2 separate regions of the Homo sapiens genome follow, and region 1 is linked to region 2. The links are chromatin loops, found by intact Hi-C in ENCODE. Cell type or tissue: dorsolateral prefrontal cortex. All regions are shown on one strand. Links, peaks and the distances in the headings refer to the core of each region. The heading gives the core; the rest is flanking DNA. Region 1 has its middle 39 kb from the start of LINC02414. Region 2 overlaps ADGRD1 (adhesion G protein-coupled receptor D1).

Evidence for each region. Hi-C counts contacts between places; a loop is a spot of excess contacts. Peaks named below come from ENCODE experiments on the same cell type or tissue, not always from the same donor. Only the 100,000 strongest peaks of a DNase experiment are listed, where the experiment ranks them.
Region 1: a loop joins it to region 2, with 5 times the contacts of the local background. A loop is called at or near these places in 2 of 110 quality-filtered maps.

What each region holds. Positions count from the first base shown.
Region 1 is chr12:131,605,234-131,613,554 of GRCh38, reverse strand. No RefSeq gene overlaps it. Among named protein-coding and RNA genes, the nearest start is that of LINC02414, 39 kb to the left of the region's middle. RefSeq lists an enhancer at 5,721-5,910. In dorsolateral prefrontal cortex, for the core only: CTCF peaks have their summits at 4,150 and 4,352 (motif pointing left); a DNase peak (open chromatin) is centred at 4,314; H3K4me3 peaks cover 331 bases; H3K27ac peaks cover 3,031 bases.
Region 2 is chr12:131,100,486-131,108,806 of GRCh38, reverse strand. It overlaps ADGRD1 (adhesion G protein-coupled receptor D1), which reads right to left. Exons shown (of 25, transcript NM_198827.5): 16 at 3,873-3,976; 17 at 2,942-3,053; 18 at 1-83. Among named protein-coding and RNA genes, the nearest start is that of LINC01257, 60 kb to the left of the region's middle. RefSeq lists an enhancer at 3,703-3,772. In dorsolateral prefrontal cortex, for the core only: CTCF peaks have their summits at 3,762 and 3,964 (motif pointing left); DNase peaks (open chromatin) are centred at 2,724, 2,917 and 3,956; H3K27ac peaks cover 2,675 bases.

The sequences.
Region 1 (8,321 bases), core at 9-8,008, 500 kb before region 2:
TGAGCCCCCATTGTGGACTCTGCTGCTTAGGGGAAGTCATGACCAACGTCCACCACCACCGGGCCCAAGTCAACATGGCACCATCCAGACCTCCGTCCACCCAAGACAGCCACTGGGGTGAGACACACAGGCCCTGCACCCCGCGTGGCTCCCGTGTCACGTTTCCCAGCTCCCCGTGGCACATTTTAACATTTAAGATGGTGCTTTAGAACACCAGTTCATCTTCTTGGCTTGTTGGCTTTCCGATGAAAGCTGCTTTCCCTCCCACCACCCCTTGGCCCTCATGTCTGGCTTTTGAGTGGTGAGCCGTTGAACCTGGGTTACAGAGGGTCCAGGGCCCAGCTTGTCCCTGAGGTTCAAACCCAGCAGGCCCCAGGCGGCTGTCACCAGGGACCCAGCTATGGTCTGAATGCTTGTATCTCCCCAGACGCATCTGTGGAAATGCTAACCCCCAAGGTGATGGTGTCAGGAGGTGGGAACTCTGGGAGGTGATGAGATTATGAGGACTGAGCGCTTTTTCTGGGGTTAGTGCCCTTCCAAAAGGGACCCTAGGAAGCCCCCAATCCCTTCCACCATGCAACAATGTAGTCAGAAGGCGTCGTCCATGAACCAGGAAGTGGTCCTCATCAGATGCTGACTCTGCCAGCCTCTAGAATGGTGAAAAATAAATTTCTGTTGTTTCTAAGCCACCCATTCTGTGGTTTTGTTTCAGCGGCTCAAATGGACTGACCAACACGGATTCTAATGTGGCTTCTCGGGGTGGGGGGCCGCGTCCCATCCCTGCTCTGTTTAAACCCAGGGCTCTGCAGCCTCGGCTGCCGTGGTCCACATGGGTCCCCTCGAGGGCCACAGTCCACCCAGGTCAGCCTGGGCAGAGGCCAGAGAAGGGGGCCGAGGCGGGGGAGAGGTGGGTGAAGAAACACTGGGCGGTCCATTGGTGACAATCGGAAGACCTCGCTGATGGCAGGGGTCCCTGGATTCTTTGAACCAGGGGACACGCGGCAGACCTGGCCACTCCCCCTACATGGCAGCAAGTGCCGGGCTGGGCAGCCACCCCCAGATGCTCACTCCCTGCGGGTCCCATAGCCTGCACAGGTGCCCCACTGGTGCCACACCCCTGAGTGTGGGCACGGGGCCTGTGCCCTTCCCTCTGCTCCATGTTATCAGCACAGTGTGGATGAGTGTGGGTCCCGAAGTGCAAAATGAGAAAATCTTCCCCCAGTGCTGTAGCTCCACCCAGCCCAGCGGTAACCGGAGAGCCAGCGGCCCTGCAGCAGGACCCTAATGAGAACTGCGCCTGTGGCAGGAAGGACACCTTGGGCTGTGTGTACACGTGTAGACAGGACACGGGGACATAGACGCTGGATTCCTGCTAACATCACAGCCTCAGGCCCCAGGCAAGAGAGGGTCAGGTCAGGTCCCCAAATGAGCAATTAGAGAGGTTACTTTCAAGTGGAGAGCCAGTGGCGAAGTAACTTAATTCTGCAAAGTGTCGTGACTCAAGACTCAGGCAGGTGGAAGGAGCGGGTGGGCGGCTCACAGCGGAGTGGGGAAGGGGCAGGATCCCCACGATGTCAGCGGCCAGGTGGGGTGGAGACCGAGGGCAGGACCCCACCCCAGGGGATTTTTCCAGGGTCTCGACAGCACCACAGGCTCACCCCATCACGATTTGGAATACGTGGCCCTGGGTTTCCTCTGGGCTGGTGGGCCATTTGGTGGGGCACAGAGCCGGAAACAAGTGCACCATGGATCATGTGGCATGGCTGCAGGGAGGACAGGGCCTGGGGGGCACAGAGCCAGGGCACAGGGAGCCTGGGCCTTCTTGTGCAGGTGGGTGGGGCCATGCTGGGCAGGGGGAGCAGGCACCCCTGCCTGTACAATGGATTGGCACAAAGGACCCCTGAGTGGACTCAGCCCACGTCAGAGCCGTTTCCGGGCAGTTGGGTGCAGGCTGGATGGAACCCCACACACCACGTGTGGACTCAGCCCACGTCAGAGCCGTGTCCGGGCAGCTGGGTGCAGGCTGGATGGAACCCCACACACCCCGTGTGGCTGAAGGGTCTCTGGTTGGCTTCTCTCTGCCCCAGCCCACGTGAGGCACAGTCAGCATGAACTGTGGGGCCTCCGCTCTGCTGAGCCCCAGGGCTAGGTCTGCAGAAAGCAGAGGCTCATTTAGACCCCAAACACCCAACTACCCAAGGCACCAAGACTGGTTGGCTGCAGAGGAACTGAGACCCAGAGTTATTTTTAATGAGTGAAATAGAGGAGACGGCTTCGTCTCCGTCTTCCTGGCCCAGACACTATCTCCCTCCCATCTCCACTGTGCACACCCGAGCCGCAGGCACCATGCCCTCATTCCACAGGCACTCCAGCCTGCCCTGTGAAGGCTGCTGCTGCTGTAGCAGGTGCCTTGGAGGCTCTGCCCTGCCCACATGCCGCTCCTGTTCCAAGAAACAGCCCACAGCCCGACCCTGCAAACTAGCCAGCCTGCAGTGCGGCCCACATCTCCAGGAATCTGCTGTCCACTGGCGCCTTCCGCCACACCTCCGCTGTTCTTGAGAGCATCCTTGGGCTTCAACTTCCCCATACTGTGCTGCAGATGAAGTTAGTTTCCTTGGGAAGAGACCTGGAGCCCTCACTTTTACCCTCCCCTGGGCAAAATCCCTGAGCCTCCACTCTGGAGCTGGAACTGTGTGTAGGGACATTGCCCGCTTCCTGCCAGGTGTCACCATCCTGTCCCATCTTAGGGACCCAGGACTCTATCCAGCAGGCTACGGTGTGGGAAGGGATGCTGTTTAAACAAGAAGGCAGAGGAGCTGGCAAGCGGGCCCAAGGGGTGTCCAGAGAAATGGGAGGAAAACCAGGAAAGTTTAATGACAGAAAAGGCAAGAAAAGAGAGGGTGCCAGGAAGAGGAGGCCGGCTGCCCCCGCTCTCCCTTGCAGGTGGCTTTGTCATCTTTCCTCTGCTGGTCTGACTTCTCTGCCCCTCTGTCCATGAGGCAGAAGGTGCTCCCCACCCAGCACACAGCCCCGAGATTCCTCATATCTTGCTTACGAGGCAGGCTCAACCCGAAACAAGACTCTTGGCGCCCAGGCCAGGTGGCCAGGGAGAGGCCTGCTTGTGTCAGAGGTCATCAAAGGTCCAGTCAACTGTGCCCTGGAGGGTGTGGCCTCCTCATAGACAGGTGGGATCTGGGACCACTGCGGGCAGCCACTCTCCAGCTCCTTCAGACGAACCTGCTCCAACGGACCCAGTGTTGCCATGGGCTATAAAACGGGGGACACTCCTGTCCCACTGCAGCTCTGCAGGCTCTTGATTAATTTCTGAGGTTGACCATCAGAAGCTTCACATTCGTGGACGAAGACAGAGAGGGCCTCCACCAACAGGGCTACAATGTTGTCTTTTCATGCCTTGTTCCCTACCCGTTGGGCAGGTGAAGCCACGGCTGTTTCTTTCATGCCGCTCTTAAGGCTATGGGAACACAAGGCCCACATCTCCTGTTTTGTAGCTGAGTTCTCTAAAGCTTTCCATGATGGCCCCACCGCCCTTCTCTCATGATCAAAGGTGCCAGCGTCACCAGCCGCTTCCCTGGGATGCCCTGCATTGCTGCCAAGGAGCCAGGGATGGCTTGGGGCCGCCTTCCCACCAAAACCCCACAGCGAGGTCCCCAGAGTCTCTCATGGTTTGCTGCAGGCAGCCACATTCCTGCCTCCAAGTACTGATTTTTGAGACAACAGAGCACAGCATTAGGCTTCAGATGGATTAGCTAGGTGCGCTAGCCTTCCTCAAAAAGCTGCTGGAACAGACAGTATTGCATTCATGTTAATGGCTGAGTAGTACCCCTTGGTGTATAGACACCACGTTTTCTTTATCCATTCAGTAGCCGATGGGCAGCAACTCGGACGGAGCTGGGGGCATTATTCTAAGTGAAGGAACACAGGCGTGGAAAACCAAAACCACATGTTCTCACTTGTCAGAGGGAGCTAGGCTGACTACGCGAAGGCGTACGGAGTGATGTAATGGGCTCTAGAGGCTCAGAAGGAGGAGGGCGGGATGGGGCTAGGGATAAAAAGACCTACACGCTAGGACAATGGACACCCCTTGGGTGACGGGGGCACTAGAATCTCAGAATTCACCACCACACAATTCATGCATGTAACAAAAACCACCAAAATGCTATCGAAGTAGAAAAAAAACCTGTAAAATACAAAAAACAAACCAACTTCTTTTTGTTTGGAAAATCAACAAATTTGATTTTCCTGTTGTGTCTCTGACCACAGCCTGTCTGGCGGGAGGAGTCGGTTGCAGGCTGAGCAGGAAGGGCGGCCCCAACCTCCCCCTGGAGGCCCGTCCTGGAACTGCGTGTTTCTGTTCCCGCAGAACCACAGAAGCCACGTGTCAGAGTGAACATGGGGTGTTGGCTTGGCTCCCCCAAAGATTTTAAAAGCAGAAACTCTCCAAGCAAAATATCTGCGTTGTCTATGGTGGAACTTGCCTTAGTGATGTTGCTGCATTCGCCAACACCTGCTCCATATCAAAGACAAAATAGTGGTGAGGAGGTGTGGGGATACGAGAGACAATATCCCAAACTGGGCTTAAACATAAGTGATCACACATGGTGTGGCGCTTTCACATAAATTATGCGCGTTTCCATGGAAACAACGCAGAAATCAGACGAAGGCAGTACATGCCAAATATAAAGTATTTAATTCTAAACAGTAACAGATTTTAAACTGTTTATTCCCAGAATTGCTTCAAATGGTCACATGGCAAAAACAAATGCCATTAATGTGTTTTTGCTTCTCTCTCATTTGTCCATTGCATTGATTTCCTATGAAATGTAAATAAAACAATTAAAACAAAATTGATATCGAATGCAACTGAAGAGAAGTAAAAATCGCAAGCCCCAGTGGTATTTTTAATCAGAGCTAACCCATCATAGATGAAAATTAAGGAAGAATTTATGCTAGGACTGTAATGTTACTAACTGAGGACCTTCAATTCTTTATTCACCTATTTAAATGATCTTTGCTGGACATTTCTAAGAGTGAAATTCTTCATTTACAGTTTCTACCGCTCAATTTTGTAATAAAACAAAAATGTCAGACCATCCAGACACATGAAAGAGCCAAAATGAAGTATCCCACAAAGACTTTTGGAAGGTAGAAAAACAAACAAACAAACACAATTCATCAAAAAAACCCCAACCTACTGATGTTGAGAGAAATCACAAAAACAATCTGAGGATGGATGAATGACAACCAGCCCCTCCTAACCTCCCAACATGGTAACTATGATAAATTACCACCGGTGACAGTGACTCACCCTCCACCACTGCTGGAATCCGTGGCCTATACACAAAAAAGTCTGGAAAACAACTTGAAGGACCATGTGTGTGAGAAAGAAAAGGAATTCTGTGTGTAGGGGAAGATGCCTCTGTAAGGTCTGAACAGCCTTCCTGAAGGCATCCCTGGTGCAGTGTGACCACGGATGACCGCACCCGACCAGCCACTGCATGCAAAGTGAGATCTTATGGCTGTCATACTGAGCATGCACTGAAACCGGTGACCCAACACCATTGGGTCCCTTCCCTGAGGCACCTGTACTCCGTGTGAATACACAAGACACACAAAGGTTGAATTAGTAATCTCATACTGGTGTTGGTATGTTTATAGTTCATAAAATACCTCCGCATCCTTCATGTTTGCTCACAAGTCTGTTTAATATTAAATGAAATCACAGATTCTCAGAACTGGAAGGAACTTCAGAGGACAGCTAATCTGATTTCAACTGACTCAAGACAGGCTTAAAAATAGAAAATGAAACAGAAATTCAAAACAATGAAGACACAGGCAGTACAGGAATAGCTGTCAGTGGATTGTACAAACACTCACTTCTCTTCCTCCTAACTCCCACAGAATCCCCCAGGTAATGTCGGATCCAAAATCTACCTCTATGATTCCACTGAGATTAGGTTGAGATGAGTTAATGCCAGAGTTAAACCGGAATAGAATACCAACTGGCAAGTTTGAGAGGGTGACTGGGAAGAATCTGAGAGGGGAAACAGATGGACGTGGCCCTCCATATCCATAGGCCCCATGTCCTTGGACCTCAGATCAAAAATATTAAAAAATAACCTGGGGCCGGGCATGGTGGCTCACGCCTGTAATTCCAGTACTTTGGGAGGCCGAGGTGGGCAGATCACTTGAGGTCAGCAGTTCAAGACCAGCCTGGCCAACATGGTGAGACCTCATCTCTACTAAAAATCCAAAAATTAGCTGGACGTGGTCTTGGGCCTCTGTAATTCCAGCTACTCGGGAGGCTGAGGCAGGAGAACCTGGGAGGTGGAGGTTGCAGTGAGCCAAGATCGCACCACTGCACTCCAGCCTGGGCAACAGAGTGAGACTCTGTCTCAAAAAACAAAAAACAAACAAAACCCAATAAAAATAACAATACAACAATCAAAAGTAAATAAAAAAGCAGTGATAACAACTATTGGCACGGTATTTGTGTTATCTTGAGTATTATAAGGAATGCAGAGACAATTTAATGTATACAGGAGGATGTGCCTAGGTTATATGCAAATAACACACCATTTTATATAAGGGACTTGAGCATCTTCAGATTTTGGTATCCATGGGAGCCTCAGAACCAACCTCCCGAGGATACTGAGAGACGACTATTGTCTGAAAAAGTTGGTGAATTTGTGCAGTTGGTAAATGGGGCACAAGAACAGTTTCACAACAGTATTCTAGGGTTGCACAACGATGTCAGACGTTTCTCTGTCTGGGCATGAAACCGCCTCTGCAAAAATTAGAACTGAGGAAATTATGGCGGTGAAACAGATCTGACCTAACCGACTCCATCTTGCTTCTCACCTCCAAGCTGTCCTTGTTCATTCCTGGGCGTAGGCTGAGCTTACTTTGGAAGGAACTTAGTTTAACTTTGAAACAAAGATGATAACAGCTCTTTCCCAAAACAAAACCCCTCCTTGCCTAGGGACTTGACTTACGAATTAGAAGATTAGAAATTACGGTACAGAGTCACTGTCGTAAAACCTGAGATCAGGGCTTCAGATATTTTGCAGACCTTGCATTCTGATGCACCAGCTGACTCCACCCAGAAAAATAAACTGGCTCATTTGGTCTTGTGGCCCCTACCCAGGAACTGACTCAGTGCAAGATGACAGCTTTGACTTTCTATGATTTCATCTCTGACCCTACCAGTCAGCAGTCCCCACTTGCCAACCCTCTACCCACCAAATTATCCTTAAAAACCCCAATCTATGAATTTTTGGGGAGGTCGATTTGAGTAATAACTCCATCTCCCACATGGCGTGGCCGGCCTCATGGCAATTAAACTCTTTCTTGACTGCAGTGCCGTGGTCTTTATTTGTGCAGTGGGCAGGAACAACCCGTTGGACAATCACAGGCACTGTTAGTGGACCCAGATTTTCAGTTATGCGTCTGAATTAGACCTTGGCCCAGATTGGAAAGAAATGTGAGTACAGTTCCAAAATTACACTCTCTAGCAGAAAAGACCTCCCACACCTGTTGAGATGCTTCTGTCCTGAAACCTGGGGGAATGTCCTTAAGGAAAAGGTTGGAAAATATTAGATATGGGAAAGCTCCAGGAGAATAATGAAAAACAAAACAAAACCAAAACCCTGGGGATTTTGATGATTTTTTGTTGCTGCTGTTTTGCGCTTGTTTTTGAACCTTAAAAAAGTCTTGCTGGGAAAAGAAGGGGATGAAAAGAAGTTGCTTGGGGTTGAGGTTTTTAAACATTATTGTCGATGGTGCAGGGGCTTTCTTGTTTCTGAGGTTTGCTCTTCTGAAAATAACAAAGTAGAACTCAGCTTGGGCTCTGTGGGGTCAGGAGGGAATCACCCTCTCCAGGGTTAAAGGTGAGGGAAGTGTCAGAGGCATTTGAACCAGAATGACTCCATCTTGAACAGGGGCTGAGTAAGATCAGGCTGAGACCTACTGGGCTGCATTCCCAGCAGGTTAGGCATTCTAAGTCACAGGATGAGACAGAAGGTCGGCACAAGACACAGGTCACAAACCCAGCTGATGAAACCGATTGCAGTAAAGATGCCGGCCAAATCCCTCCAAAACCAAGATGGCAATGAGTGACCTCTGGGGTCATCCTTACTGCTCATCAGCGCCATGACGGTTTACAAATGCCATAAATAATCATGAGTCTTCTGGGAAAGGGGTGGGCAGTTTCCAGAACCGAGGGCTTCTCCTGGCTTCTAGACCATAATCCACCCTTGTTTAGCATATAGTCAGGAAAAAACTATCATTCGTGGAGCAGCCCC
Region 2 (8,321 bases), core at 184-8,183:
AGGTGCAGCCCCTCCACCAGCATCCATGCGAAGGCACTCAGGAAGAAGTAGTGTAGGAGCACGGCCATCACTTGGCAGGGGGTCTAGGATTTAACCAGAGATGGGAAGTGAGACAGCTCTGGGGTGGGCCCTGGGCGTGGCTATGATCCCAGCCTCCCAGTATCCATGTCCTGGGTGGTCTTTTGGTCATGTGACCATGTTTCTTCCCAGGGTATCTTCCTGTTGCTCAAGCCCAGGGATTTGGGTGTAGCGCTTGACTCAGGGCTAGCCAATTACAGCACCATGTTGCCCCCAGGGATGGTGATTGGTTCAGGAGAGGGCACAGGACTCAGGCCCAACCAATCAGCAAAACTATCCATTCCTTGCAACAGGATTGGCTCAGGGATGGGCACATGACTCACCTGGTCCAATCAGGGTGGATTCTGGGGCTAAGGCAGGGACTATGGAAGAGTTTCCCTCCCTTCAAGTGAGGACTGGAGCAAGGAACTTTGGAAGCCACGTGGCTCCCAGAGAGGTGTGGAGCCTGCCGCCTGCCATGTGGCTGAACCCTACATGCTGGGACTTCTAGTTCTAACTAAATTGACTGCAGCTTCCAAGTTGTAGTTACCCAGAACTGAAAGGGGCTCAGGCGACCATGCTGCTCCATAGGCTTCCCCTCAATAGGGCTCAGGGACAGAAAGGCAGGGCCTTGGGAACCTCTCCATTCCTTGCCTGGGGCCTGGAGGCCCCAGGTGCCCAGGACGGAGAGAGTTGGGCCCTGCACAGTGCAGCCTCAGATCCTCCTGGGGCTCCACTCCTCTGCTCCCTGTGAGTCCAGGTGCTGGGAACAGCCAGGGCGTGTCCCTTAGCTCTAGATAAAAGGTCCAGGAAACCAGAGCCCAGGAAGGAACACAAACCAAGGACCCCAGGACAACCCAGCTCTGCTGGCGCTCCAAGTTCTGTCCTTCAGATACGCCCAAGGCAGTTAGTTCTCAGAGAAGAAATGTACAAGCCACTAAATGTGTTTCTTGTCATCATGATCTGTTATATCTAGATACAAAATAAGACATACCTATTATTTTTGTTGGCTCAGCAACCCCTGGCCCTGTGTCTTCCAGGACCAGCTGCCCCTTTTCCTTGGGGAGCAGCCCCTTCCTACCCCAGAGGCTCTGGTGGGACCAACCATTACAATCATCCTCTCCCATCTGGGCACAAAGGTTTACCCTGTAGGCATATCACTCAAACAGGACCAACTGGAGCCCTTCCCTGGGATTCTGACCCAGGTCTCTGGGAGAGCGGGACCCATCAGAGCCCTTCCCTGGGATTCAGACACGGGTCTCTGGGAGAGCGGGACCCATCAGAGCCCTTCCCTGGGATTTAGACACGGGTCTCTGGGAGAGCAGGACCCATCAGAGCCCTTCCCTGCGATTTAGACACGGGTCTCTGGGAGAGCGGGACCCATCAGAGCCCTTCCCTGGGATTTAGCCACAGGTCTCTGGGAGAGCGGGACCCATCAGAGCCCTTCGCTGGGATTCAGACACAGGTCTCTGGGAAAGCAGGACCCATCAGAGCCCTTCCCTGGGATTCAGACACAGGTCTCTGGGAGAGCGGGACCCATCAGAGCCCTTCCCTGGGATTCAGACACAGGTCTCTGGGAAAGCGGGACCCATCAGAGCCCTTCCCTGGGATTGAGACACAGGGTTCTGGAGGAAAGATGCTCTCCCAGTCCCCTAGGGCCACCAGCTGGGATTATAGACACCTGGAGCTGCTGCAGACCTGCCTCCCCTCCTGCTGCCAGCACACAGTGGGACCTTGCTCCCCAGTATGGACTTGAACAGGCAGCGTCAGCATCACCTGAATGATTGATAGAAATACAGCATTCTGAGCTCCACCCAGAGCTCCTAAACCAAAATCTGCACTGTAAGGAATCCTCATGGGAGGTTTCACACCGGAGCCTGAGAAGCGTCCAGCAGGAGAACATGAGGCCAGTGCACACCCCATCCATTCCACGGTGCATCCAGGAACTTCTCAGATGCTCCCGAGTCTGAGGTGGGGTGCCCTGTGAGGGAGGTGCTTGCTGCCACATGAAGGTGGGTCTGTCCATAGGCAGCAGCCCCAGGACATGCATGGGGACAAAGGGCTCTGCTGGGCAGTGAGGAGGAGAGGCTCTGCTGACCCGCTAGGCATGGGATAAAGCGTTCATCTTCTGTTGGCCAATCCTGATTGCACCCTAAGACCACAGGCTTATCCTGCTGGGTTCCTAAGAGCTTCTGCCAGAACCAGCTCCCTTTTTCCTCCCACACATGGAGCAGGCAGCCCTCTGTTTTTCTCTTCCATCAACTAGCTTACAAGCCCACATCATTCCACTGCTGGGTCACTTCAGAGAGTCTCAGCTCTTTGCCTTCTGTGAGGTCTAAGACTTCTTAGGGCCCCAGAGAACCCCCCACTCCATGCAAAGGGCAGGGAAAGATGGCATCTAGGTCTGCAGGTCTGCTTCGCTGAACAGAGGTGGCACAACTGTTTGCTGTCAAGCAGCTGATGAAGGGCACAGCCTGCAGCCAATAAGAGTCTTGGTCTGCCCACACCAGGCCGTCAGCTTGGCCAAGGACTGTGAGCCCTGTGCCCCAATTCCTTTATCTGTAGGCTGAGAGGATGACAGCTGGTTAGAGGGTGACATGGCTTCACAGATGCAAGCCCTTGTCATGGTGCCTCGCGCGTAGCTGGTGCTAGGCAGTGTGAGTGGGTGGCGGCAGCGGCAGCTTTACCCGAGGCTGGCGTGCAGCACAGAAACCAGCTCATGCACGTCACGATCTCTGCTTCCCCCGAGAAAACCACAGCCCTGGTTGTCTGGGGAGATGGGTTCTGAAATTTGAGTTGAAAAAGCTAGCAGAAGGTGCCACCCGGTGACATCCGAGGAGGCAAGGGAAGGACAGCGCAGGAACACGGAGCTGCGCCCACTCACCGTGCCCGGCTCGAGGCGGAAACTAATGAGCAGCAGGACCTGGGCCACCAGCACGGCGAAGGACAGGTTGGCGTGGATGTGGTAGCGCTGGTTCCGGATGGTGCTCACGGAGCTGAGGACAGAGGCAGGGTGTGAGGCCTGGGCCCTGCGCCGACCCAGTCCCCCAGGCTGGGCTCCCTGGCCCCACGAAGTCCCTATATCCATTCCTCCAAGAGCAGCCAGAGGGGTTGCTGTCACTCCCTGCTGTGGACCATCGATGGCTCCCTATTGCTCTTGGATCTGACCCCAGCTCCTTCCATGCCCACACAGCCCTACACAGTCTGACCCTGGGCCATGGCTCTGCTCTGAGTTCCTTTCTTTCCCAGCTCATGTTCCTGCTTCTCAAAGCCCCAGCTTATTCCAGCTGTGGGGCCTTTGCATAGCTGTTCCCATGCAGTAAACCCTCTCCCAGGTCCCCGCATGGCGGCCCAAATGTCTCCCTCAGCGTAAGCTTCCTGACCACTGCTGGGACCTAGCTGCACCCCTCGCTCTCTGCCCTGCTGCCTCGTGGCGTGATCACAGTGAAGATGTTTGTTCTCGCTTTTGTTTACTTGGTTATTGTCCAGCCCCCATCCAAGCATGTTCTCATCTCTCTTGGGCACAGTCGGGCCCTCAAAGCCGACCACACGCCTGTGCTGAGGAACGTGGGAGCGAGAGTGAATATCTGAGCACAGGGCTGAGGTGTCCCCAGGCCCATGGCCATCCCCTTTTGCCTGGCTCGGGTTCCACCAGAATTCCTGTGCCTGGGCTGGGGGCCTTTCCAGACCTTTCCAGCTAAGCCTGGTGCTCTTACCTCCACAGCCCCTCCCCTCTCCCGTGTCTCTTCCATCTTGAGATCTGGGTGCAGGCAGGGGCCGAGAGACTGTTGGGTGGATTAGAAAAGGGGACTCACGACAGCACGGCGAAGGTGACCAGCGTGGCCACCAGGCAGAGCACGGAGAGGGAGCAGCCCACATAGCTGATAGACGACAGCGCCACCTGGTGTCCGCGTGCAAGCTGCGGGGAGCAGAGCAGAGGCGTCAGCAGCAGGCCCAGGCACCCCATCGGAGCCTGAAGCTGCAGAGGGCCCAGGTGGGTGCACAGCTGGTCCCCTGTGAGTGTGGTGCTGACCACCAAGCCTGCCTCCCAGCCCAAATGTCTGTTGCTGCCACCGACAGAGGCCGGTGCTGGGGTTGCAGCCCTGGTTCTGTGCGTGCATGTCCGGTGCCCCGAGGTGCCCTACAGAACACTGAGGCTCCCTCAGCCACAGTCTCCAGACTGTGGCTGCCTGGCCCGGGCAGGCGCTGAGCCTCCTGTCTACACTGCAATACACAGGGCTGCAGACTAACAGTCAGCCCCAGAGCCAGACCTCCCGGGTTCAAGTCCCAGCTGGGCCACGTCCTGGCTGACAATCTGGGCCATGTGACACTCGGCTGTGAAATGAAAATAATGACCCCTCTCCATTCCCACAGTGGCCGCAAGGACTCCATGAATTTACAAACATAAAGTGCTGGAGCAGCTAGGGAAGAGCTGGTTACCGCCCCGGCCTGAGGCCACGACCCTCCCAGTCCCCGCACAAAGTAGTGCTAGGGAAGAGCTGGCTACCGCCCCCGCCTGAGGCCACAACCCTCCCAGTCCCCGCACAATGGCTGCCGCCTGCACACTGTGGGCCTCAGGAAAGCTCTCTAAATGGACACGGTGGTGATCGCCAGCACCCGTGTCTGCTGGGTCCCAACACCTTGTGGGAATGAGGCAGAACAGAACACACCTGGGGATTAAGCGGCTGCAGGGCCACAAAGGATAGAACCGAAGCCGCAGTTCACCGACCGCACAATCCAGACGGCGCCCCCTCGGTTCTGAAGTCGGGGCCTCAAGCTCAGACACATGTGACCCTGCGCTCCAGGAGGCTCCGGGCTCCTAAGCCACAGGCCTGGAAGGGCAGCCTCCCAGCTGCTCACGTGCAGGAGGGCGCCACGTGCTTCCTCCTGTGGCCCATGGCTCTTGTCAGAGGCCCAGCTGAAGCCTGAAGCCTGCATCATGCTGTCCCTGTCCGGCACTGAGGCCCCAGACCCCAGACCCACGTCCCCCCGTCCTCCGAGACGCCTGCCTCCAGCTTCCTCCTGTGGCATGCGGGTAGGGGGAGTCTAAATGCCTTCTCCCCGATCACCAGGACAAAGGAACAAAAGGAGGCCACTCTGAGTGTGTAAGGAGCTGTTGGCAATGAGGGAGGAGATGCCGCAGGCCCAGGGGGCCCCAGCTCAGGGTGAGGCAGGTAGTGCACTGGACCACGGGGAGCAACCTGGGGCCAGGGGGCCATGGGAAGCCCGAACACTCAGCAAGCACCGCCTTCAACTGTGATTCACAGCGGAGTGGGCTCACGCCCGAGGGGCTACAGACGTGCTAGATTCCTGGGTGCGTGGGGCTGGGGTAGGGGCAGCCTGGACGCCACAGCCTGTGCCTCCCATTTTAGCAGGAGCTCATTTTCACCCTGCAGGCCCTGGTATCTTCTCTGAGAACCAGTGCTTGCAGAAGGCAGGGCCTTGGCCTGGCCCCCTTCAGGAGTGAAACAGCTGTTGCCATGACACCAGCAGCATTTCCCCTGGAGGGGCCCTTTTGTGCTCTCCGGCTCAGGGACAAGGCAGAGAGGCTGAGGGCTGGGCAGAGCCACCTGTGCTGAACGCCGGCTCAGGCCTCAGCAGGCAAGGACCTGCGCACAACTTCCAATTTCCCAGGGGCTGGACTTCCCTCTCCACGGACGTTGTGGCTATCACGGGAAAGGTGGGCACTGCGTGGCCAGGGCCAGGGAGACGGAAGAATCCCCCTTCCAGGTTCATGATGCCCCAGGGAGAGAGGAGGGGCAGTCACAGGGGAGCCCATCAGTATCCCTGAGGATGAGAGGGAACTTTGAAGAAATGGGGCCCCCGTCCCCTCAGGAGAATGGCTGCGGTTTCTTGTTCTTGTTTCTGGTTATTGCAGAATCATGCAGTTAGGGGTAGGAGAGCCCCACTACTCCTTCTCCCATGGATAAACCTTTTTCCTTCAACTCCTGGGCCTGGCCTCCCATATTTGAGAAGACCTTCAGGCTGTTGACCTCTGACCCCTGGGAATCACAGCCATGCCCGTGGGCTTCCCTGCAGCAGGTGCCACGATGTCCCCTGGGTGTGTGCCTCCATCTTGGCTTCCCCTGACCCTCATGGGCTCTCCTGCACTGGGCTTGAGGAACTCAAGGTGGAGACTTTGGTGAACTCACACCGACTCTGCCCAGAGCCCACTCCCTATCGCTGCCTGGCAACACCCAGGGCACCTGGGACGCTGTGGGCGAACAGGGGCCTCCCGGGGGCCCGAGGCTGCCCAGTGCTGCCCATCTCTGCTCCACCAGGTGGGAGCTGAGGTCACAGGCATCTTCTGCCAGCAGAAGGGGCCTTGTGGGAGGGGTAGGCACTCATCAGTCACCTGCCGAGTATGTTTGGCAAAACAAGTTCCTCAACAGGCGGGTGCTGCCAGTGCATTCCCACCGCAGCATTCTCGGCAATGGAAACAAACATCTCCACCTGCAGACCGACGGGCCAAGAGCTACTCCCATTAATCGCATAGCCGCGGTGGGTGAAGGGAACTCAGTTTCTAGGCCACATTCCCCACGCTAAGTGTGTGACACTCCAGTTTCCGCATGACATTATTAGCAAATTGTCCATGAAATGATGTTTCTGCTTTCAGATAAGTTTGGAAAAAGCTCCATTCTCTGCACCCCTTAAAAGACTTTTTGGATGAATATAAAGCCACTTAAGAGTTCTGAGGATTCTGCAGGTAAAATAAACCCCCCTGTTCAGCTATGTTCAACTTGGCATCTCTTAAACTCTTTGGAGGAGGAAGGGAAGAGACCCAATGACAGCAATAGAGATGTGGTTTAAGAAGTGCTGTTTTAGAGGAAGTGAGATGTTTCAGAAACTAAGAATAAAACCAAATACAGGACACACTGACATTATACTGGATATGCAATCTTTCTAAGACAACTGAAAAGTCTTGTCTCTCACACTGATCTCTGCCTAGAGATGGAAGTAAGGGTCAGTTACAAGAGTTTTGGGCCTCAGCAGAGGGAATGGTTCTTGGAAACGAACGTCCAGCTCTTCAGCAGTTACCAAACTGAATTCAGTTAAAAACCAATGGAGGCCAGACACAGTGGCTCACGCCTGTAATCACTCTGGGAGGCCGAGGCGGGCAGATCACCTGAGGCGAGGAGTTTGAGACCAGTCTGGCCAACATGGTGAAATCCCGTCTCTCCTAAAAATACAAAAATTAGCCAGACATGATGGCCCACACCTGTAATCCCAGCTACTCAGGAGGCTGAGGCAGGAGAATCACTTGAACCCGGGAGGTGAAGGTTGCAGTGAGCCGAAATCGTGCCACTTGCACTCCAGCCTGGGCGACAGAGCCAGACTCCATCTCAAAAAAAAAAAAAAAAAAAAAAAAAAAGAAAGAAAGAAAAAGAAAAAAAATAAAAGAAAGAAAAGAAGAAAAATCAGTGGAAACACTGCTAGTAAAGGAAAGAAAGCAGTGGTGTCCAAAAGCCTGCCTGGCCCACTGCCCTGGGAAGCCCCCCAAGAGATGCACCCCACACAGGTCTCCACCCCACAAAGCCCTGGCTCCTCCCCACCCCTGATCATCTCTGCTCTACCCAAGTCATCTCATGTCCCACCAGAGGGATGCATATCACTCTCGGACACCATAGCTGCATTTCATGGGGCATCGTCTCTCCCCCAGGGACACGGGAAGCCCTGAGGATGCATTAGGGAAGCTTTTCCTACCTCATCTCGCAGCTCTAAGAACAGCAGTGAGCAGTACTGGGAACAATGGTAACCAGAGGTATTTGCTGAAGGCGTCAGGGGAGAAAGAGCCCTCACATCTACCCATCTGACTCTGCCACTGATTCAACAGACAGATTTCCTAAATCTACATCACTGATTAATATCTTTTAAATTGAGAAAATAAAGCTTTAGCTCATCTATTTGCAAATGCAGTGAGGTTCCAGTGGGCTGACATGAGAGTTCGCTGCACACTGGGCTGCAGTTGGTCAGCCAACTCTCTAAAACATCTTAATCTCCGTTCTTGGCCACCCATTCTACTGGGAGTTTCTGACAAATGGGAGTCTAGCCCTAGCCCCAGACCCACACCTACCCACTTATGCCTTAAGCCTTCCAACCATATTATCGATCAACCTTATCGCCAACCAACCATGCCATCAACCAACCCATTATCAATCAACCCACCATCAACCAACCCATCATCAATCAACCTTACCATTAACCAAGCCTACCATCAACCAACCTTACGTTCAAACAATGCATCATCAGCTAATCTGACTATA